Linked DNA regions of Homo sapiens: region 1 is linked to region 2. The links are chromatin loops, found by intact Hi-C in ENCODE. Cell type or tissue: HepG2. All regions are shown on one strand. Links, peaks and the distances in the headings refer to the core of each region. The heading gives the core; the rest is flanking DNA. Region 1 holds the start of TRY-GTA1-1 (tRNA-Tyr (anticodon GTA) 1-1). Region 2 holds the start of TRS-CGA3-1 (tRNA-Ser (anticodon CGA) 3-1).

Region 1 (12,743 bases), core at 2,293-4,792, 1.1 Mb after region 2:
AGGCGTGAACCACCGCACCCGACTTTAAGGGATATTCGTAGATCTACAAAGACGCTGGATAATCTGTTTCTGGAACCAGATGAATAGATGGAAATTTTAGGGGTGCGGAGAGTGGTAGAAACTATTGGTTAGGCCAAGGCCGAACCTCATTGCTTGAAAAACTTGATTTTCCCTTCTGGCCGCATCCTCAATTTGCTTCCAGTTCCCGGTTTCCGCAGATGTGATTCCAGTGTTAAACTCTTCCCGGACCCCCAAGACAGCTGTTTCTATGGACTTCGCCTCCCTGGTTCACCTGCACTCGGTGGGCTTCTCCAGACGGGATCCGACATGGTAAAACAGGTTATAGATGGCGCTGAGGGGCGGAAGTCATGCTGAGGCTCTTTAGTCACCATTGTACACAGTTCTTCATTTTTTTCCTATTGGCTAGTGACGAAAGTCAATTGAAATAGCGAGAGTCCTGAATTACTTCCAGATATCAAAGAGGGTAAAGGATATAAGAGACGTTTTCCCACACGGGGAATTAGCTCAAATGGTAGAGCGCTCGCTTAGCATGCGAGAGGTAGCGGGATCGATGCCCGCATTCTCCAGTTTTATGTGGTTTCCTCTCCCACCTTACCCTTTGGCCTTTACTCCTATCTTTCCATGAATATCTTGCTGACACATAAGCAGCTAACAACACACTCCCGTATCATAATGGGGGTGGTCTTTCCTTCAAGCTCAAGATTCTCTCACCACCCATGAAAACCCATCTACTCGGTGGTTCCCTAGTCCTCAGATTGTTCTATCGTAGACAGAGCTGGGTACTTCGAATTTCTCTCACTATTTTCAGTTCTGAGTGTTGGCCTCTGCCAGGTGCATTGGCAAATCTATTATACACTTCGATCATTTATGTATTACATTTTTATCACAGCAGACTGAGGACGTATTACAAATTTTTTTCTTTTCCTTTTTTTTTTTTTTTTTTTTTTTTGAGACAGACTTACTCCGTCGCCCAGTCTGGAGTGCAGTGGCACGATCTCGGCTCACTGCAACCTCCGGCTCCCGGGTTCAAGCGATTCTTGTGCCTCAGCCTCTGGAGTAGCCGGGATTACAGCTGTGCGCCACCACACCGGCACATTTTTAGTAGAGACGGGCTTTCACCTTGTTGGCCAGGCTGGTCTCGAACTCCTAACATCTAGTGATCCACCCGACTCGGCCTCCCAAAGTGCTGGGATTACAGGCGTGGGCCACCGCGCCTGGCCCTGTATCACAAATTTTAAAAGATTTTTAAAATTACATTTTTATTCTTGGAATCTATTTCCTACATGTCCGACCTATTGAGGACCACCTTAAGTTGTTACAATTGTAACAAAGGCACTCCCATTATCTCAATAATATGGTGGATGGGCCAGGCGTGGTGGTTCCCGTCTGTAATCCGAGCACTTTGGGAGGCCGAGGCAGGCTGATCACGAGGTCAGGAGTTCGAGACCAGCCTGGCCAACATGGTGAAACCTCGTCTTTACTAAAAACACAAAAATTGGCCCGACGTGGTTGCGCATGCCTGTAATCCCAGCTACTCCGGAGGCTGAGGCAGGAGAATGGCTTGAAACCGGAAGGCGGAGGTTGCAGTGAGCCGAGATCGGGCCACTGCACTCCAGCCTGGGCAACAAGAGCGAAACTCCGTCTCGAAAAAAATAAATAAAATATATAAAAATAAAATGATGGAGAGCCAAAGGGTATGTAGGTATGTTTGAGGGTTTTTGTTTTGTTTTGTTTTGACGTTCACTCTTCCTCTTCTGAAGTCATCTTGCTATATCTTGCCGGAGGGTGGGGTGGGGGGGTCTGCTGCTGTTACTGGTGCTGGCACATAGGAGGAGAATTGTGACAGAGAATCTATCTGGACTGAAATCTATTGTGCCTTGGCAAGAAGCTTAGTCCAGGACTATTTAACAAATGTTGCATTCAAGCCCCAAACATTACCTTTGAAAATACCTATTTGTTTTGTTTTGTTTTGTTTTGTTTTCTGGCTGGGTGCGGTGGCTTGCGCCTGAAATTCCAGCACTTTGGGAGGCCGAGGTTGGTGGATCAACTGAAGTCAGGAGTTCCAGACCAGCCTGGCCAACATGGTGAAACCCCGTTTCTACCACAAACACAAAAATTAGCCCGGCGTGGTGGCGGACGCCTGTAATCCTAGCTACTCGGGAGACTGAGGCGGGAGAATCTCTCGAATCCGGAAGGTGGAGGTTGCAGTGAGCTGAGATGGAGCCACTGCACTCCAGGCTGGGCGACAGAGCGAGACTCCGTCTCAAAAAACCACAAACAAAAGGCCATTTTTCTTTTGCCCCCAACCAGCTTTCAAAAAGCAAGTTCATGGGGGAGCTATCAGTTTAGATCCATCTCCAGCCCTTAATAGGAGTGGCTTCCAATGCGTTTTGGGCAGGGCTCTCCAACCACCACCCTAATTCAATAAGCCTGGGCTTCTGTGTTTTTTGTTAGTTTTCCAGGTGGTTCTGATATCCAAGTTTGAGAATTATTTTCATAAAGAATAAAAGTTTGGAAACATGGGAAGGAACATACAAGAAATTACCAGGCACAAAATCCTCAGAAAACGCTTCCTTACTTTGATCTAGACAAAGATATTTGTCATTAAGAACTCTTCCATAGGTATCTGGGATCACATTTTTGAGACACAAAAGGGTACAATGGGATTAATATATTGTAATTAGATTGGCACAAAATTAGCAAATATGTACCACTGTTATGCCAGATCTCTACTTTGTGAGCTAATTCCCTATGTGGGTAGGAAATCCTGTCCATTTTTTCCCTTATGTACTATTTTCTCCTAAAATGATTCTCTTCTACCAGTGTTTTTCAAAACTTGCAGTACAGGAAAGTCAGCTGGTGAGCTTTTGAAACTACAATACCTGAATCTTACCTCCAAAGAAACCCAAGCATAGATGCTTTGTAAAATCTCCCCAGGTGATTCTAATATCGACCACATATTCTCTGCTAGGGTCGAAAGACACCACCATGACAATTAAAAGGAGAAGGGGGAATAGAACTCCTGAATTTCATCCCGGCTTCAGATGTATAGGGTTCAGACGCTAGTGGTTCAGCTTGTAACTGACTCGCAACGATTCAGAACTCTGAACACCAGGGCACGCGCGTGCCCCACCAATTACCAGTTGCTCCGAGTAATTCCCACCAGCCGCCCCTTTCCCCCGGCTGTGGATCCGGGGTTGAGGGGTGGAGACGCCTCTGTGGATCTCTAGCCCAGTGGACCAGTGTCTGATTCACTTCCTCAGTGCCCAGGGCTTCTAAGAGGGTTGGATTATACGAATTATAGGGATGAAGTCTTGATGGCGCGTGTTAAAAATTGTTACGGAGAATAATAAAAAATTAAAGAGATTCACTGCACATCCAGAATAGTTTTAAATAGATTCTTATCGAGGATATGTATAAGTGAAATACGCATTTCTGAGAATGAATTTTAAAACTTACGCAAAAAAAAAAAATTGTGAACTCCTTCGAGCCGGATTCGAACCAGCGACCTAAGGATGTCTAAGGACACAGCCAACTACAGTCCTCCGCTCTACCAACTGAGCTATCGAAGGATTCACACGACTTTCACTTCCCGCTGGGGATGCCATCTCTGCGGAAGGTTGGGCAATCGTGGATGCTTGTCGTCCTGTTTACCTGCGTCGTTGATGTTCTTTTGACATCCACTACCCCTTCGGAACTGACTGATATTCAGAGGCCCTTTTCTCTGAAACAGGGAGAAAACGGGAGCACCACCCTCACTAGTTTACAAAAAGAAACATAAAATGTTAAGGAGGCACAAGGAACTGATAAGAATTTAGCAATGACCATCTTTTGTTGTGATGAATGCATTATATAACCAATTTTAACCTCTACCTAAAAATAGAATTTGAAACACTTTAACAATGCAATTTTAATGGGATTTTATTGAGATAACTGACAGGAGGAAGAGAAGGAAGAGCAGGCTAAATAATGCAACTTCGAAAGCATAATAATTTTTTTTTTTTTTTTGAGACAGAGTCTCGCTCTGTCGCCTGGGCTGGAGTGCAGTGGCGCGATATCGGCTCACTGCAACCTCCGCTTCCCAGGTTCGAGCGATTCTCCCGTTCTCCCGCCTCAGCCTTCGAGCAGCTGGGATTACAAACGCAAGCCACCACGCCCGCCTAATTTTTATATTTTTAGTAGAGTTGTGATTTTTGCCATGTTGGCCAGGCTGGTCTCGAACTCTTGGCCTCAAGTGATCCGCCCGTTTTGGCCTTCTAAAGCCCTAGGATCATAGGCGTGAGCCCACAGCAGCTGGCCATCACATTAATTCTTAACTCAGCAAAAACCTATCCATGGGTGTGCTAAAATGATACATTTTTAAATGATTAACACAAGGTAATATCATTTCAAATATTAGTTTTGCAAAGTGTAAGATTCTTGTCTAGCTTTCTATGACTCTGAAGCTCAGAATAGCTATTATCCTCCCTTGTTAATGAAAAAATCCACTTGTGGTGGAATCTGGCATCCGAAATCTGTTTCATTATGGCCCGGCGCGGTGACTTACCTCTGTAATCCCAGGACTTCAGCAGGCCGAGACGGGGAGATCACCTGAGGTCAGGAGTTCGAGACCAACCTGGCCAAAATGGTGACACCCCTGTCTCTGTTAAAACTACAAGAATCAGCCGGGCGTGGTGGTGGTGGGCGCCTGTAATCCCAGCTACTCGGGAGGCCGAGGCAGGAGAATCACTGCAACCTAGGAGGCAGAGGTTGCAGTGAGCAGATATGTTGCCACCGCACTCCAGCCACTCCACAGAGCAAGACTCCGTCTCAAAAAAAAAAAAAAAAAAAAAAAAAAGAAAAGAGAAAAAAAAATCTGTTTCATTCTTTTTCATGTTCCATTAAAGATAATTACCTTGTCATATAATGAAACATGCACAGGGCAAATGATCCTTCTTGTGCAAGTAGGCCATTGAGCCCAATGTTCACTCCTTTATGGCACACAGATTTTTTTTTTCTTTTCTGAACAAAAATTGAAAGTACATTTAACTTGGCCATTAATCTCCTCAAGTCCATGAAACATTTATTTGAGTGGGGCGAGTCTCGATGAATTAAATGTAATGTTTTATCTCCTCTCCAACCTCAATTGCCTGAATAAGTTATCCTATTTCACAGATGTATTTACTTTTATACATTTGGTCAAAATACACTTTTCAAACGGTTAAATGCATGATTCATATACGAATATGAAATAAACACTTGTCAAAGGTTTAATTCACTAATGAGGGAATCATCAAGATGGTAAAACTGGTAAAACTGGATCGAAGAATTTATTGATAGTCACTGAAAGAAGCAATGCTGTAAATTAACATTGCTAAGTGAGGTAGAGAACTGGAAACTGCCTTACAGGACAATAAAACTGTACTGTTTCTACAGGACGGAAAATAACTAAATATCAGACGAAGTTCATTTGCATCACCACATCACGACGTTCCCTTACAAAGCTGAAAAACTACCCTAATCAATAAATAGTAAACTAGGCCGGGCTTGGTGGCTCAGGCCTGTAATCTCAGCAGTTTGGGAGCCTGAGGCAGCTAAGTCTCTTGAGACCAGGAGTTCGAGATCAGCCATGGCCAACATGGTGAAACCCTGTTTCTACAAAAAATACAAAAATTAGCGGGTCGTAGTGGTCGGGGGCCTGTAGTCCCAGCTACTGGGACTGGCTGAGGAGGGAGGATCCCATGAGCCAAAGAGTGTGAGGCCACAGTGAGCTATGATTGTGTCACGTCACTGCACTGCAGCCTGAGCGACAGAGCCAGACCCTGTCTCAAAAATAAATAGTAAGCCAAAACAATGGTACATACTCGTGGAGCAGTAATTTCTCTAATGGAGCAATTTTGCCTTCACAACGGTCATCTGACAATGTAAGAAGACATTTTTAATTGTTGTGACTGAGGAATATAGTAGGTAAATTGTTGTGACTGAGGAATGTAGTAGGTAAAGAACAGGAATGCTAGTAAACATCCTGTAATGCATAGAACAGCCCCCACAACAAAGAATTATAATATCTAGTCCAAAATGTCAATAGCGCTCTATTGAAACTCTGCTCTAGAGAATGAAAATAAGATAATCCTGGGCCTGCAGTTTTCTAATTGGCTCCCCTTGTCCAGATTGGTCCCCTCGGTTCTGTTCTCCACACAAAATGCCAGCAAGTTCTCACTGAGAGGTGTCTGAGGTCCATAAGATTGGCACCATTAAAAGAAGTTCCCCCCGGGCGCGGTGGCTCACGCCTGTAATCCCAGCACTTTGGGAGGCCGAGGCGGGCGGATCACGAGGTCAGGAGATCGAGACCATCCCGGCTAACATGGTGAAACCCCGTCTCTACTAAAAATACAGCCGGGCATGGTGGCGGGCGCCTGTAGTCCTAGCTACTCGGGAGGCTGAGACAGGAAAATGGCGCGAACCTGGGAGGCGGGGCTTGCAGTGAGCCGAGATCGCGCCGCTGCACTCCAGCCTGGGCGACGGAGCGAGACTCCGTCTCAAAAAAAATAAATAAAAATAAGTAAATAAATAAATAAAATTTTAAAATGCAGCCCATGTGGCAAACTAACATGCAGTTAATTCGCAGATTTGATTTCCATTCATTCATTCGGTAAAGGTTTACTGCGTACCTGCTGCGAGCTGATGGAAGAGGCCCTGGGTTCTTTGCGAGCGCGTGGTCCCTTGAGTCCCTTGAGGGTGAGGAAATCGCACCACCGACCTCCACGTGTAGGGGAGGACGTGGTGCAGCAGCGCCAGATAACGCCGGAAGAACCCCAAGTGGAGGCTGCTTGGGTCCCTCGGGAGTGAGTGAAGAACCAATTTCTGTGGCATGTGTTTCAACAGTAACTGTACTGTAATGCTTCCTAAAAAGTAAATATGTATTGAACTAATTGTATACATAGACCCTTTTGAACACAATTTAAAAGTAAATAATGAATTTTGGTAGTAGAAGTTACAGCAACATGGACAGGCTATTTACTCGTATGTATGATGTAATGGAAAGAACACAGAGAGGTATTGGAGCCACTTAGTCCACCTTTGAATCTATGTCTCACTAGTAGTATGACTTCCCTAACTTCCTCATGCCTTATACAAAATGGAGATGATGATAATGAAGGTAATACAGATCCTAAGGGGATAGTTGTGAATATCAAATTAAATAGAATTTGTAACGCACAGTTCTCAGAGTGTGCTGTCCACTGCCTTACTCCCACAGGCTCAAACAGGGGAACCCACAGAGAGTACTTTGAAAGCCTTTTCGCTGGGCCTTATCTTTAGTGAAATTAGAGTATAAAAAATTCAAGAATAACACCATAGGAAGCATACGAGTAATAATGTAATCATTAAAACAAGTCCCAAACAGTACCACAAAAAAAGCTAAGTACACAAGAATTTAGACTATGTAAGAGATCAGATTTGGTTGAGATTAATTAAGGAAAGCCTCCTAGATGGAGTTATAGTCCTTACAGAGGATTTTTTTTTTCGAGACAGGGTCACACTCTGTTGTTGATGCTGGGGTGCAGTGGTCCAGGCTGGGGTGCAGCGGTGGGATCAAAGCTCACTAAAGTCTTGAACTCCTAGGCTCAAGGGATCATCTCCCCTCAGCCACCTGAGCAGCTGGGATTAAGGCACATATCATCATGCCCAGCTAATGGGCTGGTTTATTTTGTTTTTGTATTTTTGTAGAGACTCAGTATGTTGAGTCATAGGTCTCACTATGTTGCCCATGCTTAGTTAGGAATTTTGAAGAAGCGATTGATCAGAATCACTTTTTTTTTTCCCCTGAGACGGAGTCTTGCTCAGTCACCCAGACTGGAGTGGTGCAGTGGCCCGATCTTGGCTCACTGCAACCTCCGCCTCCCAGGTTCAAGCAATTCTTCTGCCTCAGCCTCCCTAGTAGCTGGGATTACAAGCGCCCGCCACCGCGCCCAGCTAATTTTTGTATTTTTAGTAGAGACAGGGTTTCACCATGTTGGCCAGGCTGGTCTCAAACTCCTGACCTCGTGATCAACCCGCCTCAGCCTCCCAAAGTGCTGGGATTACAGGCGTGAGCCACCACTGGGGAATATGGCAAAACCCCGTCTCTACAAAAAATACAAAAGTTAGCTGGGCGTGGTGGCACGTGCCTACAGCTCCAGCTACTCAGGAGGCTGAGATGGGAGGATCACTAGAGCCTGGTGTTAATGGTGGTAATGGTGGAGGGTGTCCAGGTTCTTGGCGTCTTGAACAAAGAACTGGACAAAACGCACAAACAGAGCAAGGAAAGAATGAAGGGTTTTATTGAAAACGAAAGTATACTCCACAGTGTGGGAGTGGGGCTGAGCACAGGAGCTCAAAGGCCCCGTTACAGAGTTTTTGTGAGTTTAAATATCATCTACTTGGGGTACGCCCTATGTAAATGAAGAGGATGAATTAAAGTTACAAAGTAATTTACTCCGTGTATGCCCTATGGAGAGGATATTTCCTGTTATAGCTGAAGTGTGAGTTGGCCTTATGTTCCTTGACTCCAGGCCCTATTTTTCTGCCTCACTGGGAAGTCGAGGCTGCAGTGAGCTGAGATCGCGCCACTGTACTCCAGCCTGGGCAACAGAGGGAGACCCTGTGTCATAAATAAATAAATAGGAAGAAAGCTGAGTGAGATAGCCTGTTTTTTGATTATCCCCAATTCTCCCAGCTACATTACCTTTCATACTGTCCTCCAAAATAATGTAGTGACGTTTTCTTGGAAAGCTTATTACAACATGGCTGTTCCAGACCTATCCCCACTCCTGGTCTTGCCTCACAGAGTAACCCTAATGAGATAGGGCAGGATATCCTTCCACTCCCTGTCAAGATCTCGTCCTGTACTTGTCTAATAGGTGTCAGTGAGAGGTATCCGTTTTCTGACCTCTTTTATATTACTGTTTTTCCTTTCTGAAGTCTCCTTAGAGTCTATTGTTTCTGCATTTAACATTGGTATACTTTCACGTGATAATGCATGCCCCTAGAAGGGTGCCTACTTTTCACAGGGCAGCAGGAGAGAGACTGAGAACCAAGTGAAGGAAGAAGCCCCTTATAAAAACCGTTAGATCTGGTGAGAACTTACCATGAAGAGAATAGCGTGGGGGCAACCGCCCCCATGATTTCATTACCTCCTACTGGGTCCCTCCCATGACACACGGAGATTTTGGGAACTACAATTCAAAATGAGATTTAGGTGGGGAAACAGCCACACCATATCACACCATATCACCAGCTTTATAAACGGTTAAGAGGGACCTGAGGGTAAGGCTTATCAGATGAAGGGCTAGTATTCTCACTGCCTGATTATTACAGCAATCACAATATTGTAAACACACACAAAAATGGGCATCGTACTCCCAGAATGTTGGTTTTTTCCCTACCTCAAGATGATTTTATAAAAGTCTTCATAATCCAGTTCTTGGTTCATAAACACAGTAATTCAGAAGCCACTTTAGTCTTCCTGGTCTCTAAAATGTATATCGCTTTTCTTAGATTAATTATAAATTAATTAATTGATTGTCATGCCCACATCTTAGGTGATTCTGATGTCACTTGAAGCATTTTAGAATTACCAGTGTGAATTTTAAAAGTACAAGATTGTTAATAAACTATTATTTATCTGTAAGTAGTCTTGTGAACTTTTATGGCATTAGATGTGTCTTTAACCAGTTCTTCCAGTCTTTTCTGTTATTTCCTGGTTGTTTGCCTGTCACAATTAATAATTTACATTTGAAAAGAACCATATTTTCTAAATACATTTTTGCTAAATGTTAGTTCCTTGAGTATCAATAGTTCCTTGAGATGTTAATAGATGTTATTTGGTTAAAAAAAAAAAAGAGCATTGACTCCATTCTCTTTACCAGGCCTACTTTAAGCAATGAGCTGTAAATTTCAGAACATTAGAAGATAGATCAGTCGAGATTTTTCTTCATTTTATTTTCCTTCTATGAATAATTAAATATTAGCTGTGTTTTCAGCTCTCAGCTGGTAAGAACTTTGCCTTTTTTAGATGTTGTTGTCCTCTTTCAGTTAACACATATTCCATTACCCTGCCAAACCTCACCAATATTAAGTAATTATTTATTAGCATATAGTGCATACAAGATGCTGCCACTGTACATGCTTTAATACCTAGTTTCTCAAATTTCGCAACAATCCCAATCCAATTTACTGAGCCATTTTCTTTTCTTTCTTTGTTTTTTCTTTTTCTTTTTTTTTCTTGAGATGGTCTGGCTCTGTTCCCAGATTGGAGTGAAAGAGGAGACCACTCCTCATATTGTCTTATATTTAATTTCTTGTTTGCTGAAAAGGTAGAAGTTAAAAGAATAGGCAGAAGTGAAATTCATAGTCAGACAGCCCGGCGCCGCGCCTCGGGCCTGGTAGTTAAAATTCAACCCCTGAACTCACCACTTTTGGTATCTATAGATTCTAGACATTGCATGAAGAAGCATTGTGAAACTCCCTGTTCTGTTCTGTTTCGTTCTGATTACTGATGCAGGCAGCCCCCAGTCGTGTACCCCTCGCTTGCTCAATCGATCATAACCCCCACTTCATGCAGCCCCTTTAGAGTTGTGAGCCCTTAAAAAGGATAGGAATTACTTATTCGGAGAGCTCGGTTTCTAGGACGCGAGTCTGCCGATGCTCCCAGCTGAATAAAGCTCTTTCCTTCCCCAATCCAGTGTCTGAGGGATTTTGTCCATGACTCCTCCTGCTACAGGAGTGCTGTGGCATGAACATGGCTCACTGCAAGCTCTGCCTCCTTGGGCTTAAACCATCCTCCTACTCAGCCTCCCGAGTAGCTGGGAGTACAGGCACCTGCCACCACGCCTGGCTAATTACTGTATTTTTTGTAGAGACTGGGTTTCAACATGTTGGCCAGGCTGGTCTTGGCTTCCCAAAGTGCTATGATTACAGGAATGAGCCACAGCGCCCAGCCTGAGCCATTTTCAAACCCAGTATGTTCAGCCCCTTAATGTGAATCATTAGCTAGGAACTTGCCTTGCTGTATAATCTCATCCATACACAAATTTTACATGACTTTTGACATCTGAAGAAGCTCTTTGGATTAAAACAGAAATAATAAATGAGGACATGTTCTTAGGCTTGTCCCTAAAATAAACTCTTGACTAAACTTTCTTCCTTTACAAAAGAATACAAGACAATGTTTTGGGATTCTCAGAAATGACAAAAGGGACACAATTATCACAGTTTTTAGTTGTGTCATGTTTTTTATGTTGCTCTTGAAGGAGGTTATTTTCGCCCTATAGGGTTTTTACCATGAAAAGTTTTAAATTTACAAAAAGGAGTTGAAATAATATTGCAGTGAACAATATATACACTCCACAATCAACAATTGCTAGTATTTGCCATACTCGCTTTAAATCAATCTTTCTTTCTTGTGTATGGACACACACAGCATGTACATTTCTTTTGCTGAGCTGTTTGAAAATAAGTGACAGATGTGATGACTTTACCATTTAAACACTTCAGCAAGCACTCCTACATGTAAGAGCATTCTACACATCACAAAATTATTATTACTCCTAGGAAAAGTATCAGTAATTTCATTGTGTCTAATAACTGGCTTATGACCCAATTTCTCTAGTTATCCCAAGAATATATTTATGTATTTATTTTTTTGAACTAGAATTCAGTATAGAGTCACTCATTACATGTGACTGTAATGTCTTTAGTCTCTTAATATTTTTATAACATTGACTTTTTAAAGACCATTTGATTCATAGTTTTGTTGCATTTGATCCTCTATGTTCTATAAATTAGAAGGTATGTCTAGAAACTTGATTCAATTCAACTTAAAATATTTTTGGCAAAAGGATTTCGTAGATGTTGCTGGCATTTCATATTGTAATACATTAGACGGCCCAAATATTTTCAATTTTCATTTTAGATTGCTTTTAAGTCGATATTTAAAATCATGTATACATACAAGGCTAATTTTTTTTTTTTTGAGACGGAGTCTCACTCTGTCACCCAGGCTGGAGTGCAGTGGTGCGATTTCGGCTCCCTGCAACCTCTGCCTCCTGGGTTCAAGCGATTCTTGTGCCTCAGCCTCCCAAGTAGCTAGGATTAAAGGTGCGAGCCACCGAACCCAGTTAATTTTTGTATTTTTGGTACAGATGAGGTTTTGCTATGTTGGTCTTGAACTCCTGACCTCAGGTGATACACCTGCCTTAGCCTCTCAAAGTGCTGGGATTACAGGCATGAGCCATCATGCCCGGCAGGCTAATTTTTTTTTTTTTTTTGACAGAGTTTCGCTCTTGTTGTTCAGGCTAAAGTGCAGTGGCACGATCTCGGCTAACTGCAACTTCTGCCTCCTGGGTTCAAATGATTCTCCTGCCTTAGTTTCCCAAGTAACTGGGACTACAGGCACCCACCACCTCACCCTGCTAATTTTTGTATTTTTAGTAGAGATGGGGTTTCACTATGTTGGCCAGGCTAGTCTCGAACTCCTGACCTCAGGTGATCCACCCGCTTCGGCCTCCTAAAGTGCTGGGATTACAGGCATGAGCCACCACGCCTGGCCCCACTAACATTTTTTGATGCTATTTCTAGCACTCAAACCCTAGAATTATTTACAGAAGCATAAAGCAATGCACAATGTTTTATCCTTTTTTATTTAATTTTTTTTTTTTTTTTTTTTTTTTGAGACGGAGTCTCGCTCTGTCGCCCAGGCGGGA
Region 2 (17,153 bases), core at 8,462-10,961:
TTTGGAGACACTTCCTCCCTTCTTCTCTGATCCAGCGCATATAGTCCCATTTAGTCTAATTTCTTTCCAGCCCTGCTTCAAATCCTTGGATTTCCTCCCTAAGATTATGACCACTCCATTCAGTTCCTAATGACAAAAAATCATTTTCTTCGTCTAAGAGCTCCAGAGGGAGCAAAAAAAAAAAAAAAAAAAACAAAACCTATCTACAACCATCATTCTTCTTTTCATTGATCAAGTCTCAGATCTGCCGTCGTTTTCTCCAGGAGGTCTTCCTTGATGGGCACTGGGGCATTTTTTAGTTTTTTGTTTGTTTGTTTTTTTGAGACGGAGTTTGGTTCTTGTTGCCCGGGCTGGAATGCAATGGCGCGATCTAGGCTCACCGCAACCTCCGCCTCCCGGATTCAAGCGATTCTCCTGCCTCAGCCTCCCGAGTAGCTGGGATTACAGGCATGCGCCACCACGCCTGGCTAATTTTTTTTTTTTTTTTCAGTAGAGACGAGGTTTCTCCATGTTGCTCAGGCTGATCTCGAACTCCTGACCTCAGCTGATCCGCCCCTCCTTGGCCTCCCAAAGTGCTGGGATTGCGGGCGCGAGCCACAGCGCCCGGCCCCCAGTTTTTTGACTGTTGTCAACAGGCTACTCTGAACACTCCGAACAATATAGTCGATATATTTGGCGAACGCATTTCTGCTCGTATCTGTCATCGGTATGTGATATTGGTGATTCCAATTAATGGGAAAAGTGAGGGTGAGAACAATACTACAATCGGAAAATTTTCTACAAGGAAAGAACAATTCCAAAATTTCTAAACTTGGGGATCAGGGAATATATACTTCCATGTTTCAAGGTAAGGGAGCAGAAAGAGGGTGTTTCCGTAGTGTAGTGGTTATCACGTTCGCCTAACACGCGAAAGGTCCGCGGTTCGAAACCGGGCGGAAACAGGTAGGCTTATGATATTCTTGGTTGCTGCTTAGTTTCTATTCCTTCTTACGCACGAACCAGTTTGCGGTTCTGGACTTTAAAAATACGCAGTTCTGAGCTCAATTTGTGGTCCAGAAGTCTAAGATGAAAGATTTCTCACGCCACTGACACAGAAGCCCGTGTCACCCCACCTCCTCTCGCCCCAGTAAGTTTCCCATCGCTTTTCCTCCTCTTCTGGGCTTCAGAACCCTAGGAGGTGTCAATCCCAGGAGACGCCCACGGCCCAGGACTCGGCCTACGCAGCTCAGGTGAGACTGGCTTCCTTGGAATTCCATCTTAGATTTCTGGACCACAAATTGAACTCAGAATTGTGTATTTTTAAAGTCCAGAACCGCAAACGGGTTTGTGCGTAAGAGGGAATAGAAACCTAGCAGCAACGAAAAATAATATAAGCCTTTCGCGTGTTAGACAAACGTGACAACCACTACACTACGGAAACCTCGTGTTACTGCGCTTTTACCTTACTAAGTCTGCGGGTTTCCCGCAATTCGAAATTCCGCAGCGGCCGCTACCGAGTGTCAGTTAACGGATAGCAGACCTCTCGGGCAATTATTAGTAGTAGTACTATCGGTACTGTTAGTGCCACACAATATTTCTAAAACCCATCAAGCGTGGACGAGAAGGAAGAGCTGTGAGGAGAGAAGGGTAAAGGAATAAATAAAAATATATTCCTGCCGTCAACGGCCTGGATAATCTGTATTGGACTAGGAGACTTCAATTTTCGTGACCGCCTTTCCCCTCCACGTTTCCACCAGCCGAGAAGATCCTCTGGGACTTGATTCTCAGCGGGGCTTGATCTCAGACATTTCAATTCCAGTGCGTTCCTCCCAGTGGGAATTCGGGGCGCGACTTCGTGCGCACTGGGCCCACTCCCGGCCTTGCTCGCTGCCAGGAGCCTTCTGTACAAACGCGACCTTCTCCCAGGACTCAGCAATGAGCGTTCAGCTCGGTTCGAAATGAGCTCCCAGCAGGCGACCATCCTGAGTGAAGGAAGGGAACCCGACCATTTCTGGAATCAGCGTAGTGTTCACGCCGTTTGCGAGATTTCTCGGAAATAAGAAAGAAAAAGAGGAAAGGGTTAAAAAGTTTAGCGACTTTGTGTGTTTCGTGGCCTATTTTGGTAAAAATCGCGAACTTTAAGACAGGTTTTCTTCTGGGATAGACATACACTCGGAGGGCGTTTCTACTTTCCTAACCTACATTCTGAGAGATTATTTCCTCATTTTGTCTCCTAGTGTTAAACTCAGTTAACACCCTGCCTGCAATAAGTGACTCCCCGCAAGTGGCAAAGACTGGGCTCTCCTGATGGTCGATCGCCAACCCCTACCCCCAGTGCACTAAGAGAACTCTCACGATCATGCTGATACATGAATTCTTTCAAACTTATTGAAAGAAATTTAAATGACTTCCTTAGAGGTTAACTCACACCAGATCTCAGATTCTGGTTGTTTTATTTTTTGAGTCGTAATTTCACTCTTGTTGCCCATGCTGGACTGCAATGGCACGTTCTTGGCTTATTGCAAGCTCCGCCTCTCGGTCCGCCTCTCGGTTTCAAGCGATTCTCTCTGCCTTAGCCTCCCAAGTAGCTGGGATTACAGGAATGTGCCACCACGCCCGACTAATTTTTAGTAGAGACGGGGCTTCACCGTGTTAGGGTGGTCTCGAAATCCTGACCTCAGGTGATCCACCCGCCTCAGCCTCCGAAAGTGCTGGTATTAAAGGCGCGAGCTACCGCGCCCAGCCCTCAGACCCTGGTTAATTTGACAAGGTAAAGGAAAGAGGAGGCAGAAACTAACATTTTAAGAATCTGGGCCGGGCGCGGTGACTTAAGCCTGTAATCCCAGCACTTTGGGAGACCGAGGTGGGCAGATCACCTGTCAGAAGTTCGAACATGGCGAAACCCTGTCTCTACTAAAAATACAAAAATTAGCCTGGCGCGGTTGCTCACGCCTGTAGTCTTAGCACTTTGGGAGGCCGAGGCAGGCTGATCACCTGAGGTCAGAAGTTTGAGACCAGCCTGGCCTGCAGGGCAAAACCCCATCTCTACTAAAAATACAAACAATATCTCGGCGTGGTGGCACACGCCTGCAATCCCAGCTACTTGGGAGGCTGAGGCAGGAGAACCGCTTGAACCCGGGAGGAGGAGTTCGCAGTGAGCCGAGATCACGCCATTGCACTCCAGCCTAGGCAACAAGAGCAAAACTCTGTCTCAAAAAAAACCCCTGATATATATACTACACATTTTAGAGGTGTTATCTTCTATAACACTCCTTATATATAACTTCCTGAAATGCTGTGCGTGTCTAACTTTTAAAATGCTTCTTCATCTGCAAGTCATGGTTTGATGTCTCCTGCAGTCTATGCCTCATACTCCATGAACTCCACGCAATCAGTCTCTTTTTCATGACTGGACTTTTCACCTGAGGTTCCCTCTAGCTGAAAAGCTTTGCGCTTGGCTTTGCCTAGTTAGTTATCTTTACCTCGTGACTGTATCTCAGGGAAACTATTTTTTCTTTAGGAAAGACTTCCTTAAACTACATCAGTGAAAGTCCTGTATTCCTCGTAATACCATGAACTTTGTTCCCTTGCCACCTTTACATTTATGAGCATAATAACTAGATTGATGTCTGTCTCCCTAGAATATAAGCTGCATTTGGACAGGAACAGTGTCTGTTCTTGCTCATCAATGAATCCATACTGCCTTGCGCTCAATGAATACCTTTGAATATAAGACTGAACCCTTACCCTGATTCTCTGAGTAAACTATTATTTTCCTAATTTTAAGTTGAAGCACCGAGGCTTGCAGCGATCATCTGTCTTGCCTAAGTGTGGAGCTAGTATGTGAGTTATGGCTCACACACAGATATTCCTGGCTTTACAGTCTTGCTCATTCCTTAATATACTATTGGATGTGGGTATATTTTTAACAAATCTCCAAAGTTCTGATCTTTGTAATTCCCTATAAACTAATAATGAAAAAGAAATCACTAGAACAATAGTAATAGCTACAATTTATTACCAGCCATTAAATCAAGTATTTAATGATTTTTCATATGTAAACGAACAAAGCAAGCCTAAGGTGTAGGTGCAATTGTTGCTTACAATCATTTCCCTGTCTTATAGATGCAGAAGTTGAGGAGCAGGGACGTTAAATAATGTAAATAACTTCCTCAAGCTCACACAAGTTATAGAACTTGGAACCAATATTTCTATCCATGTGTGTCTGAGGTCAAAGTATTCCTCACAGCCGGGCAAGGTGGCTCATACCTGTAATCCCAGCACTTTGGGAGGCTGAGGCGGACAAATCACGAGGTCAGGAGTTTGAGACCAGCCAGGCCAACATGATGAAACCCCATCTCTACTAAAAATACAAAAAATTAACTGGGCGTAGTGGCAGGCACCTGTGATCCCAGCTACTTGGGAGGCTGAGGCAGGAGAATTGCTTGAACCCAGGAGGCGGAGGTTGCAGTGAGCCTAGATTGTGCCACTGCACTCCAGCTCAGACAACAGAGTGAGACTCTGTCTCAAAAAAAAAAGTATTCCTCACTATTGCAGTTTTCAGGAAAAAGGAAGGTTCTATGAAAAGACACTGGTATTAAGAGGGTGAAACTGAGCATATAATATGAAAATGATTTTTACAATATAGGGAGAGGCAGAAAAAGCTCAATATAGAGACACTCTGAGTATATGGAGAGTTGCCAGAGATAACTCGTACAAATATTATGCTTGTAATTGGTACTACTTCCTGGAGAAAATGGGAAGTGCATATTTCAAAGTAAAAGGAGGACATTTTTCATTTAAGAGAATGGGTATGAACAATGGCCCAGGAAATATTCCCTAATGCAAATTAAATGTATTGCTACCCTTGGATGCGGGCATTAGAGAAATACTAGTCTGCCGGGCGCGGTGGCTCATGCCTGTAATCCCAGCACTTTGAGAGGCTGAGTTGGGCAGATCACCTGAGGTCAGGAGTTCAAGATCAGCCTGGCCAACATGGCAAAACCTGGTCTCTACTAAAAATACAAAAACAAATTAGCCAGGCTTGGTGGCGCCAATTCCAGCTACTCAGGAGGCTGAGGCAGGAGAATTGCTTGAACCCGAGAGGCAGATGTTGAAATGAACGGAGATCACACCACTGCACTCCAGCCTGGGCAACAGGGTGAGACTCTGCCTCAAAAAAAAAAAAAGAAAAGAAAAGAAATTCTAGTCAGATACATGGTTCTTTTGGTGAAAGCTGTTTGTTTTGGTAGCAAGAACCATCCCACTTCCCTTAGAGTCCTTTCTCTTTCCACACTTCAGACGAATTTGCCTCCTTGCCCTCCTCAAATACACTGTCTTCCTCTAAGTCTCCCTGGAAGACTAGAAAGATCTCTAGGCAGGAAATCTGAATATCTGAGCTTCAGTCTTAGTGTTTATTATGTTGTGTCCTTGGGAAACTCAGTGACCTCTCTGAATTTTATTTTCTAATCTGTGAAATGGGATAATGAAACCTGTATTCTAATGTATTTTCAACAAATATTTATTGAATGTCACCCATATCTCTTCTAGGTATTAGTAATCTGACAGGAAACAAATATCTTGCCCTCATGGAGTTTGCATTCTCATAGGGAAGACAGAGAATATACAAAATAAATAAGTTATATAGTGTGTTTTTAAAATGATCGTAAGTGGGCCAGGCGTCGTGGCTCATGTCTGTAATCCCAGCACTTTGGGAGGCCGAGGCAGGTGGATCACCTGAGATCAGCAGTTCAAGACAAGCCTGGCCAACATGGCAAAACCCCATCTCTATTAAAAATACAAAAAGTAGCAGGGCGTGGTGGCACACTCCTGTAATCCCAGCTACTCGGGAGACTGAGGCAGGATACTTGCTTGAGCCCAGGAGATGGAGGTTGCAGTGAGCCGAGATCATGCCAGTGCATTCCAGCCTGGCAGACAGAGTGAGATTCTGTCAAAAAAAAAAAAAAAAAAAAACTGAGCCCTGAGATATCCTGGTACAAGGATGGAGGAGAGCAGGAGGAACCAGCAAAAGAGAAATTGAAGGAGAAAGACAATGAGTGGTGAAAAAATAGACAAATAGATCAATGACAAACAATAATGACAAATAGATCTAGAGAGACCAGAAATAGACCTGTACAAACATGGTAGTCAAGTAGTCAATCTTTGACAAAGAAGCAAAGGCAACACAATAGAGCAAAGATAGTCTTTTCAACAAATGGAAACAATTGAACAACTGAACTTCCACATGCAAAACAGTGAACCTAGACACAGACACACCCTTCACAAATATTAACTCAAAATGGATCATAGCTCTAAATATAAAATGCAAAACTGTTAAGCTAAAATATAACAGGAGAAAACCTAGATGACCATGGATATGGCAATGACATTTTATTTTATTTTATTACTCAATTAGAAAATGTTAATGAAGGATCAGGCCCAATATTAGCATAAACTACCTCAGTATCAATAAAAGATATTTTTAAAATCAGAAATAATTAAAGTGACACATACCTATTTTGTTTTTTTTATTAACTACATGGGCACCCATGAGAGGATTCTAATGATTCTAATAATCTTAGGATTGTCAGAAGTAACATATGGAAGAAGAAATAAGATAAAAGACCTACAAAAGGCCAGGCACAGTGGCTCACGCCTGCAATCTCAGCACTTTGGGAGGCCAAGGCGGGCGGATCACGAGTTCAGGAGATCGAGACCAACCTGGCTAACATGGTGAAACCCCGTCTCTACTAAAAATACAAAAAATTTGCTGGGCGAGGTGGCACGCGCCTGTAGTCCCAGCTACTCCGGAGGCTGAGGCAGGGGAATTGCTTGAACCCAGGAGGTGGAGGTTGCAGTGAGCTGAGATCTCGCCACTGCACTCCAGCCTGGGCAACAGAGCGAGAGACTCCGTTTCAAAAAAAAAAAAAAAAACCTAAGACAGTTGCTCATAAAGAAAGCAAGAAAGCAACAAAGCTAAGACTCCCACTCAGAGAGTGGGCAGTACTTCCTCTCGCTAGGGGCAGGTCAAAAGGAGGACTCCCACGGGAGCCTAGCTTGGGTCCCAGTTGGCAGAAAAATATAAACAGATGTTCTGTTGGGCGACTCGAATAATTCTTATTTTTATATACAATCTTTCAGAAAAGAACTATAATAATTATGATGTGATACTATTCTAGAGAATAACTAATTGATATTTTTACTTTATTAACCTTTTTTCTTGTGTGCATACAAACATGCACATATACACAGTTTTGGAGGAAAAGACAGTTATAGTTCATAGTTTACTATAAATGCTTATCATCCAACTCAATAGAAATTTTCTACAAATGCGTATCATACAATTCGAGAGAAATCTATGTGCTCCAGAATGTACAAAAGTTATGCAATGTTCCAAAGAGTGTCATTGTCACCTCTGGTTTTTTGTTTTCTTTAAAGACAAGGTTTCACTCTGTCATCCTAGTGCAGTGATGTGATTATGGCTCATTGCAACCTCTGACTCCCAGGCTCAAGCAATCCTTCCACATCAGCCTCCCAAGTAGCTGGGGCTACAGGCGTGTTCCACCACACATGACTAAGCAATCACATTTTAGATAAAACATCAAAGATATGTCCCATGAAAGAAGTAATAAACGTCATTAAAATTTAAAATTCTACTCTGCTAGAGATAATATCAGAAGAGTGAGAAGACACAGATTAAAGAAAATATTTGCAAAAAGCTTATGTAATGAACAACTTATTCAAAATATGCAAAGGACTCTTAAAACTAAACAGCAGGAACACAACCCAATAAAAAAATAGGCTAAAGACCCTAACAGATATTGCTAAAGAAGATATACAGATGGCCAATGAGCATAAGAAAAGATGCTCCACATTATATGTAAACAGACAGATGTATTATTGTTTTAATTGTATTATACCACTCACTACCCACCTATTAGAATGGCCAAAATCTGGAACACTGACCACACCTACACTGGTGAGGTTATGGAGCAACAGAAACTCTCATTCATTGTTGGTGGGAATGAAAAATGGTACAGCTACTTTGGAAGACAGTTTGGTGGTTTCTTACAACACTAGACATACTTTTATTATATGATCCAGCAATCACACCCCTTGGCAACTATGCAAAGGAGCTGAAAACATGTCTACACAAAACCTGCACATAAATGTTTATAGAAGCTTTATTCATAATTGCCAAAAGTTGGAAGTAACCAATATGTCTTTCAGTAGGTAAATGAATAAATATACTACGGTACCTCAGACAATGGAATATTATTCAGCCCTAAAAATAAATGAGTTATTAAAGCATGAAAAGACACGGAGGAATCTTAAATGCTTATTACTAAGTGGAAGACAACCAGGAAAATTGTTACCCTAAAGTCAATTGAAGAAAGTGTTGTAAGAAGGAGAATGTATTAATAGCTGCAGCTATCCCAAGTAAGGTGAGGACTGGGAAATGATTTTAGCCATGTGGAGATAATCGGCGACCTTGTCAAGGCATTATAGGATCACTGACAGTCCTTCAGAGGCTGGTAGGTGGATTAATGTGGTGATAGATGTGCGTGGAAGGTCTCTTCTGATTGTGAAGTAGGAAGTAAAGTCATCAATTGAACACAAGGATGGGAGAGGAGGTGTTGGAGCATTGGCATGAGAGATATGAAATAGTGACTTATTTTTTTTTTTTTTGAGACGGAGTCTCACTGTCTGTCACCCAGGCTGGAGGGCAGTGGCGCCATCTCAGCTCACTGCAACTCCGCCTCCCAGGTTCAAGTTATTCTCCTGCCTCAGCCTCCCGAGTAGCTGGGATTACAGGCGCGAGCCATCACATCTGGCTTTTTTTTTTTTTTTTTTTTAGTAGAGATGGGGTTTCGCCATGTTGGCCAGGCTGGTCTCGAACTCCTAACCTCAGGTGATCTCCCCCCCCGCCTCGGCCTCCAAAGTGCTAGGATTACAGGCTTGGACCACTGCATCCGGCTGAAACAGTGACTTAGAACAAGAGGATTGGGAGTGGACTAATCTAATCGCGTATGGTACAATTTGCCTGGTAGCCTTGAGCACCTACTTGACATTCATTGTCATGAATTTAAAGTGAGGTCTGTCAACTGATTGTTTTTCTTCCGCCATGTTTAGCTGCCCTGGTTGTGGCTTTGCCAAAGGAGTACAAAGTGAGAGAGGCAGGGAAATTGAGAGTGCAGCAAGAACGTGACTCTAACATGTGCTGGGTAAAGAGAGAAGAAAATTCATGAACTGGAGGGAGGAATAGGGAACAGACAACTGAGTCTCCGGGGATTTGTTCCAGCAACAAAAGCAGCCACTAAGCACCAAATAAGTTTCTGATGCATAGAGAGTCAGATAACAAGTAAAGATTAAGACACTATTATGTTTCCCAGGAACTTCTTATTGAAAGAGAGAGACAAATATATAAAAAGTGACAAATACAAACACGGAAGCATTAACCTGCCGTGGGAACATTAAAAAGCGAGAGAGTCAAAGAGCCTAACACGACTTCCTCTGAAACAAAAAGTGTCCTCGGAGCTGTGATGGCCGAGTGGTTAAGGTGTTGGACTCGAAATCCAATGGGGGTTCCCCGCGCAGGTTCAAATCCTGCTCACAGCGTCGCCATTTTCTGGTTAGATTTCCAATTTGCTACTTTCATCAGTTAGCTTTCATTAGTTCACTAGGATAGAAAGTTGTGAGTGCTATCGCTGTGGCTTTTACAGCGCGCGCACACTTGTGGAAATGTACATCAAGAAATATGTACATTTGAAGGCCGGGCGCGGTGGCTCACTTCTGCAATCCCCGCACTTGGGGAGGCCGAAACGGGCGGATCATTTGAGGTCAGGGGTTGGAGACCAGCCTGACCAACACGGTGAAACCCCGTCTCTACTAAAAATGCAGAAAAATTAGCCGGGCTTACTGGCGCACGCCTGTAGTCCCAGCTACTTGGGAGCCTGAGGCAGAAGAATCGCTTGAACCTGGGAGGCGAAGGTTGCAGTGAGCCGAGATCGCGCCACTGCACTCCAGCCTGGGAGACAGAGTGAGACTGTCTCAAAGAAAAAGAAGATACTAGTTGTCTTACATCTAATCATAATGGCAAATACAAGACAGGTGCAACGTTGAAAATATTAGGAATACAATTTCCCTTTTAGATTACTAGTATGACAGCTTTCTTAAAGCATTCTCAGGCAGCAATCTTTACTTTGTATTTGTCCTGATCTCACAGCTGGTGGGAGCCAAAAAAATTAGGATGATAACAATCCGTCATATGCATTAGTTGCTCTTCAAAGCGTTTTGTATAAACGAGGAAACAGAGGCACAAAGAGGATATATTTTGGCTTCTGACCACCTTCTTAAACCCATACGAAACTTCGTCTCCTTATAAGCACTTCTTCATTTTCCACTATTTTGCTTACTTTGAACAGCTATGCAAGTAAAGTTCCTTTTTCTAAGTTTCTATGTCAAATGTGATTCTGAAAAATGTGTACTTTCCCGAATTCTTGACTCCTCGTTAAATTTGAGTGTCTTCATCTGCTACTTTGAGTTGTAATACCATTTTACAATAAACTTCTCCCTAGTGAGTGGGTACTTGTTTTTTCCTTTTGGACGAGAAGAGGGAAAAACTATGATTAATACTTCCAGAAATGTATTACAAAGCACTTTACTTTTGGCAATATCTAAATTTAAAATAATACATATTGCTCATTACTGATCCACATACATCATTAGTGCCCAATGTAAGTATATTAAAAATGAAATTCAGGCCAGACACGGTGGCTCACGCCTGTAATCCCAGCACTTCGGGAGGCCGAGGCGGGCGAGTCACCTGAAGTAGGAAGTTCGAGATCAGCCTGACCAACACGGAGAAACCCCGTCTTTACTAAAAATACAAAATTAGCCGTGCATGGAGGCACATGCCTGTAATCCCAGCTACTTGGGAGGCTGAGGCATGAGAATCACTTGAACCCAGGAGGCGGTGGTTGCAGTGAGCCGAGATCGCGCCGCTGCACTCCAGCCTGGGCAACAAGAGCGAAACTCCGACTCAAAAAAAAAAAAAAAAAAAAAAAAAATCAAATTCAGGTAAAAGCAGCTGATTGGCCTGAAAAATAAGTAACAAAAAGCTAAAAAGTAGGCACACACATGAAAGAGAAGATAGAAACACCAATATTGCTTTGAAGGAAAGACATTCATCTTAGCTCATATATAATGTTTCAAAGATGAAAAATGGTCATTATTTTCAATAAAGACACTTTATGTGAATGTCTATTATGCCAACAAACCACAAAAGAAAACATGCTTTCCTTGAATCAGTGTGGTTTGGGGTTTTAATCCCTACCTAAATAAAGAAACAATCTTTTTTTTTTCTGGCCCCAATAGTATAATACAATATAATTATGAAAAGAGTAACAGTTAAGACAGCGTTACAGGCAGGGGCCAGTGGCGCAATGGATAACGCGTCTGACTACGGATCAGAAGATTCTAGGTTCGACTCCTGGCTGGCTCGCTTGTGCTCTCACTTTTTCCTTCTTCAAAGCCGTATTAACAATCCTGTGAATGTCCTTTTCCAGAGTGGTGCTGTTACTTGAACGTGAAAGAGACAAGCGTCGAAAGAGCCAACTTACAGGATTTTGTTTCTACCTTTCATCTCATTCTCAACTGGAGAAAGGAGAAAGGAGAAAAAGACCATTAGAAAGCTTAAAAATCAAAGAAGCTTTAAAAAAATGTTTTTTCACGTATATCTTCTTCATCGGTATTTTTTTCCATTGGGAGAAGTCCACATTCCTGGCGTCTCTGAGGCACAGCTCTTTCCCTGGGCATGACTGTTGTCAAAAAGAAAGGGGACATCTGAAGAAACGTTGAATCATAAAGGCAGGGCTGTGGGGATGCAGGATGCAAGCTGCTCCTTGCATCAGCTGGGCCCCCTACACAGAGCTCAACCCTGAAGTCGGTGGACCCACCTCAGCCTCAACATCGCCCCAATCCACCACTCCCGCCACGGGCCTCTTCTCTGCCTCCCAGGTTCCCACCACTTTTCCTCCGCCCTGAGATCCTAGAGAAATAGAAGACAGGAGAATCGGCAGGGACAGAGATAGACAGACAGACAGACAGACAGATAGACAGATATCCCAGAAGAAGATGAGTGTGGAAGGTGGCAGCTTTGGGGCGGTGTCTGAACAGAAGGACCTCCTTTCTCAGCGACCAGGAAGATGGTGGAGGAGAGAGAGGCTGGGAGGCAACCACAGTCAAGCGGGGGAAAATTCCTCAAACTAAACCAAAAGAGCATCTTAATATGTGGCTCGGTTTCCGAACGTGTAGCTTGGATCTTCGCTCTGCATCTCAGGTGAGTTTACTTTAGTCACTTACCAGTATGCGCTGTCAGGGGCACTGCGGGTAAACGAATGAAACCACAAACCTGGTAGTCCAAATGTGTTGGGCTGTGGCCAAGTTGAACGGAGAACTGGCGATTCTTAAAACACCGCATTCACTTATATACTCTTTAAGCTAAAGGGGAGAAATTTTCCGTGAAAGCCAGTGGCAGCCTCACGTGGTGTGGGCATTTATTTGCCTTGGAAACTGCCTGGGATCAGAAAAAAAGAATGAAGCACAGCCATTGCGAGGAACAAAACCTCGTATCTTGCTGCTATTAGTATCACACTCTCACCAAGTCACTGGCCACGCTGAGCCTGCTTTCCTTTCCCTATCGAAACTCGTTTAAAGCGTCAAAATAATATTGTCTCCCTTTCAATATTGAGAATGAAAAAAATAGAAAAAAGTATATATTGCTTCCTAACGTTTCACTAAAAACTAAACAGGCAAATGTCATATCTCTTCTTAATTCCCCATTCCCTAAAACACACCCACCTAGCTGCCGCACTACTCCAACCCAATTTTCTTCAGTACATTCTTCCTAATGCTTGCATCTTTTTTGTTGTTCTTTGTTTGTTTTGAGACGGAGTTTCGCTCTTGTTGCCCAGGCCCAGGCTGGGGTACTATGGCACGGCCTCAGCTCACCGCAACCTCCGCCTCCCGGGCTCAAGTGATTCTCCTGCCTCAGCCTCCCTAGTAGCTGGGATTACAGGCATGAGCCCAGCTTATTTTGTATTTTTAATAGAGACGGGGTTTCACCATATTGGTCAGGCTGGTCTCCAATTCCCGACCTCAAATGATCACCCCGCCTCGGCCCCCCAAAGTGCTGGGATTACAGATTCGAGCCACCGTGCCCGGCCTGTTCTTTTCATTTTTCACAATAAAGGGAAACGAACGTAAATAGCCTTCTCGCTTGACGAATAAGAGGGCGTCTTAATTTCGGATTCAGAGCACCTGGGATTCGATTCGGAGCACCTGTGATTCGACAGGCTTAAATTAAAAGGCCTCCCTTCAGGTAAGTGAAGGGCCCCACTATGGCATCCAGTGGCCCGTACGGGGATCGAACCCGCGACCTTGGCGTTATTAGCACCACGCTCTAGCCGACTGAGCTAACCGGCCACACGAATGCGCTGCTGTTTTAAAGGAAACCATATATAAATTCGTTGATATTTTTGTTTTTCTAAATAAAACAGAACTTTTTTCTTTCTTACTCCTTTCAAGAGACCTTTGAGACTATATTTACAGACTTTAGCAAGGAAGTCCAAACTATTTTAACTCTGAGCCAGACTAGAAAATTCACGGAGAAATTTTTGACAGAGGATGTGGAAAAAGCGCTGTAATAGGATTTTCAATGGTGAGTGAAGGGAACCTCCTCTTTTTATTTTATTTTTGTTGTTGTTAGACAACAAATTTTTTTTTTTGAACGGCACTGCTCCTTGCGGAGTATGGCTAATTCAAAGGCAGTACGCCCAGAGTCGGCAGCCTTCTCTTTTTAGAGTCATGTCAGTGTACTGGATCGCAAGTTGCAAACTTCCCTTTAGTGACTTGTAACTTAAGGACTTATTATTTTCAGGTTGGTTCAAGACAACGCCGCCGAAAGGAAGGCGAATGGGGTTGAGGGAAAGAGCCGCGCCTTCTCAGTGTCTCTGAAGTCACAAACATAAGCACTGATGTAATCGGCGAAGATATTCAGGGGTGGAAACTGAGGTAGCCCAGCAGTACCGGAATTACATAGTAAATCTGGTATGTTTTTTGAGGGTGGTAGAAAAGGGCTACAGAGGTTTGCAGAAGGGCAAGGTTGTGGTGGCACCCCGCTAGGTATTAAGTCTCATTTAACAGCACTTGCTGTGTGTCACTCAAATTCTAACTTGGGAACCGAAGGATTTCAGCCCGAGTTGGAGAGGCCAGAATAAGTGAGATACGCTCTTTCATCCTTGGTCAGGCTACTGGTTTCATCACCTGGAGACAAGTTGAAAGAAACCTCCTGCAGCGTCAGGAACTATCTCTCTACATGTGCCTGGGGTTTCCTTCGTGTTTTTGGAACTTTCAAGATCACTGACGCCTAATAAACTTTTAACGAATATATTAGCAGTTAAATGAATCAGCAAGTAACGATTTTGTTGATTCTAAAACTGACGCTGGCGCGAGGAAGTGTTGGAATTCCAGTGTTACTCTTAATGTATTCAACGGTTAAAGACCGAAGTACCACCAGGAGCTTCGATGTTTTTCATTCTTCTAGTCCTCAAGAGGTTTTATCCTAGGTGTCAAGAACTGAGGCTTCTACTTGCTCAAAAATCACCTGAAAGTAAACTCTCTGATACAGTTCCTGCAGTAACACATCCTCTTCACCGGTCGCAAGGAATTACATTCTGGCTTTTGAGGATCCCTCTTGCACATTCTGACTGGTGTTTATATACCTCCGAAGTTCACATGTAAAGCCATACCAAGGGAATGAACTTGTCATATATGACATCAACACCGGAAGGATTACCCTTTTTTCTCCTTCAGATAAATGGGAGCTAATCTTCTAACATTCCTGTACTCTGTCCTGAGGCTTGTTGGTAGGCAGAGCTCTTCATGCTGTCCTGACTCTAACAGCACCAGCCTGGGTACTTGCTCTTTCTTTTGTAACGAAAACCAAATACTATTGAAGAAAATCTGCACCTGGGACTAGAGAAATCACATTTTTTGCTAGTAACACCTAAGATTAAAATCTGTTCTTCTACCCCACCCCCACCTTCAATTGTGTTTCCCGGATCCAAAAACCGTATTATTCTTTACTTTGCTTCAAATGAAATACTATGTGTTAACGTTACCAGCAGTAATTCCAGACAAAAAGAGGAGTTCAATACAAGGTTTTCTGTCCTTCCTTAACCGTAAACATGATATAAAATGAGGATCAAATCTCCGTTAATCCTAGATCCTAACTATCCCCATATCCTCCTCAGAGACTATCGAATTTCTTACTTTCTTATCTTCCCTAAAATAATCTATGCATAATCAAGCATATCATTACTATCTTCACCTGCATTATAGGCAACACAGCGGAACATCTGTCACAAGTGTCTTGTAAGATATATGTATTGTTTTCTTTTTCTTTCTTTTTTTTTTTTTTTTTTTTTTTTGAGACGGAGTCTCTGTCGCCCAGGCTGGAGTGCAGTGGAGCGATCTCGGCTCACTGCAGCCTCCGCCTCCTGGGCTCAAGCGATTCTCCTGCCTCAGCCCTCCCCAAGTAGCGGGGATTACAGGCGCCCGCCACCACACCCGTCTATTTTTTGTATTTTTAGTAGAGACGGGGTTTCACCATGTTGTCCAGGCCGCTATCGAACTCCTGACCTCAGGTGATCCGGCCGCCTCAGCCTTCCAAAGTGTTGGGATTACCGGCATGAGCCACCGATCTTGACCATGTAAGATAATTTCAAAATATTTATGTTATATTCCAGATTAGGTTATTTTAATTTTCTAAGACTGCCTCAGGAAAAATACTGAATCAATACTAACAATTTTTTTTTAAAGAAATGTGGATGACCTCACCGTGTTGTCCAGGCTGGCCTTGATTTATAGAACCAAGTGATCCTCTCGCCTGAGCCTCCCAAGTATCTGGGGCCACTGTGCTCCCGCACCTGCCACTGTGCCCAGCTCATTTATTTTACAATGTGAATATATATATGCGCATATATGTGTGTGTGTGTGTGTGTGTGTGTGTGTAATCACATATAGCCTTAGTATTACTAAAATTCAGGTTATTTTTAATATGTCCTCTCTTGCGTCTCTGCACAGTAAAAATGACTAGCTATGCACTGGGACTGTCCCTGCAACTGAAAACAACTAAAATGCTGTACAAAACAAGCAAAGCTTCTAAAAAAATTCAAAGTGCTGATAATAATTTAAGGATTTAACAGACCAAATTCTGAGTGAAAGTAGAAACACAGGGAGTTAAGCATAGAACTGAAAGTGCTTGGCCAGGCGCCGTGACTCACTCCGGTAATCCCAGCACCTTGGGAGGCCGAGGCGGGCAGATCACCTAAGGTCAGGAGTTTGAGACCAGCCTGGCCAACAAGGCGAAACCCCGTCTCTACTAAAAAAATACAAAAATTAGCCTGGTGTGGCGGAGGGCCCCTGTAATCCCAGTTACTCGGGAGGCTGAGGCAGGAGAATCGCTTGAATCCGGGAGGCGGAGTTTGCAGTAAGCCGAGATCAAGCCACCGCACTCCAGCCTGGGCTACTCCAGCCTGGGCGATACTCCGTCTTAAAAAAAAAAAAAGTGCTTATGCCCTGATTCTTATGTGTTTCATAACATCATGACATGTAAGTGTGGCCGGGCATGGTGGCTCACGCCTGTAATCCCAACGCTTTGGGAGGCCGAGGTGAGGGGATCACGAGGTCAGGTGACCGAGACCATCCTAGCCAACATGGTGAAACCCCGTCTCTACTAAAAATACAAAAAAATTGCTTGAACCCAACAGACGGAGGTTGCAGTGAGCCGAGATCACGCCACTGCACTCCAACCTGGGCGACAGAGCGAGACTCCATCTGAAAAACAAACAAGCAAAAAAACATGTAAGTGCACACTGAATGAGGTACTGAATAAGATTGCTTTCTTCCCCTCAACGAATTACTAAAACCTGTGGAGGAGCTCATGTTTATGGGCGTGGAACTGCGTTTTGTGAAATGACTTACAAGAGCCCTTTTCATTATAAAGGCAAATGCATGTATTCCCTTACCATATAAATTAAATGTCAATATGGACTTACATATTGGTAGATGGCTGACATTTGGTGGAGGGCCAGTATTACACAGTTAACGCG

The links. Peaks named below come from ENCODE experiments on the same cell type or tissue, not always from the same donor. Only the 100,000 strongest peaks of a DNase experiment are listed, where the experiment ranks them.
Region 1: a loop joins it to region 2, with 7 times the contacts of the local background. A loop is called at or near these places in 5 of 110 quality-filtered maps.

What each region holds. Positions count from the first base shown.
Region 1 is chr6:26,559,708-26,572,450 of GRCh38, reverse strand. It overlaps TRY-GTA1-1 (tRNA-Tyr (anticodon GTA) 1-1), which reads right to left and starts at 3,593; the gene lies at 3,503-3,593. It overlaps LOC105374988 (a long non-coding RNA gene), which reads right to left and starts at 3,127. Exons shown (of 2, transcript NR_134611.1): 1 at 2,915-3,127; 2 at 1-423. It overlaps TRA-AGC11-1 (tRNA-Ala (anticodon AGC) 11-1), which reads left to right and starts at 515; the gene lies at 515-587. RefSeq lists an enhancer at 2,922-3,051. In HepG2, for the core only: no CTCF peak of the experiment used is centred there; DNase peaks (open chromatin) are centred at 3,630 and 4,250; H3K4me3 peaks cover 896 bases.
Region 2 is chr6:27,664,894-27,682,046 of GRCh38, reverse strand. It overlaps TRS-CGA3-1 (tRNA-Ser (anticodon CGA) 3-1), which reads left to right and starts at 9,516; the gene lies at 9,516-9,597. It overlaps TRI-AAT8-1 (tRNA-Ile (anticodon AAT) 8-1), which reads right to left and starts at 13,464; the gene lies at 13,391-13,464. It overlaps TRR-ACG2-4 (tRNA-Arg (anticodon ACG) 2-4), which reads left to right and starts at 11,410; the gene lies at 11,410-11,482. TRV-AAC4-1 (tRNA-Val (anticodon AAC) 4-1) reads left to right here and starts at 869; the gene lies at 869-941. It also overlaps LOC124901292. RefSeq lists silencers at 859-938, 12,100-12,149, 11,983-12,277, 13,310-13,499, 13,246-13,528, an enhancer at 2,960-3,461 and a cis regulatory region at 13,088-13,606. In HepG2, for the core only: no CTCF peak of the experiment used is centred there; DNase peaks (open chromatin) are centred at 9,096 and 9,636; H3K4me3 peaks cover 2,075 bases.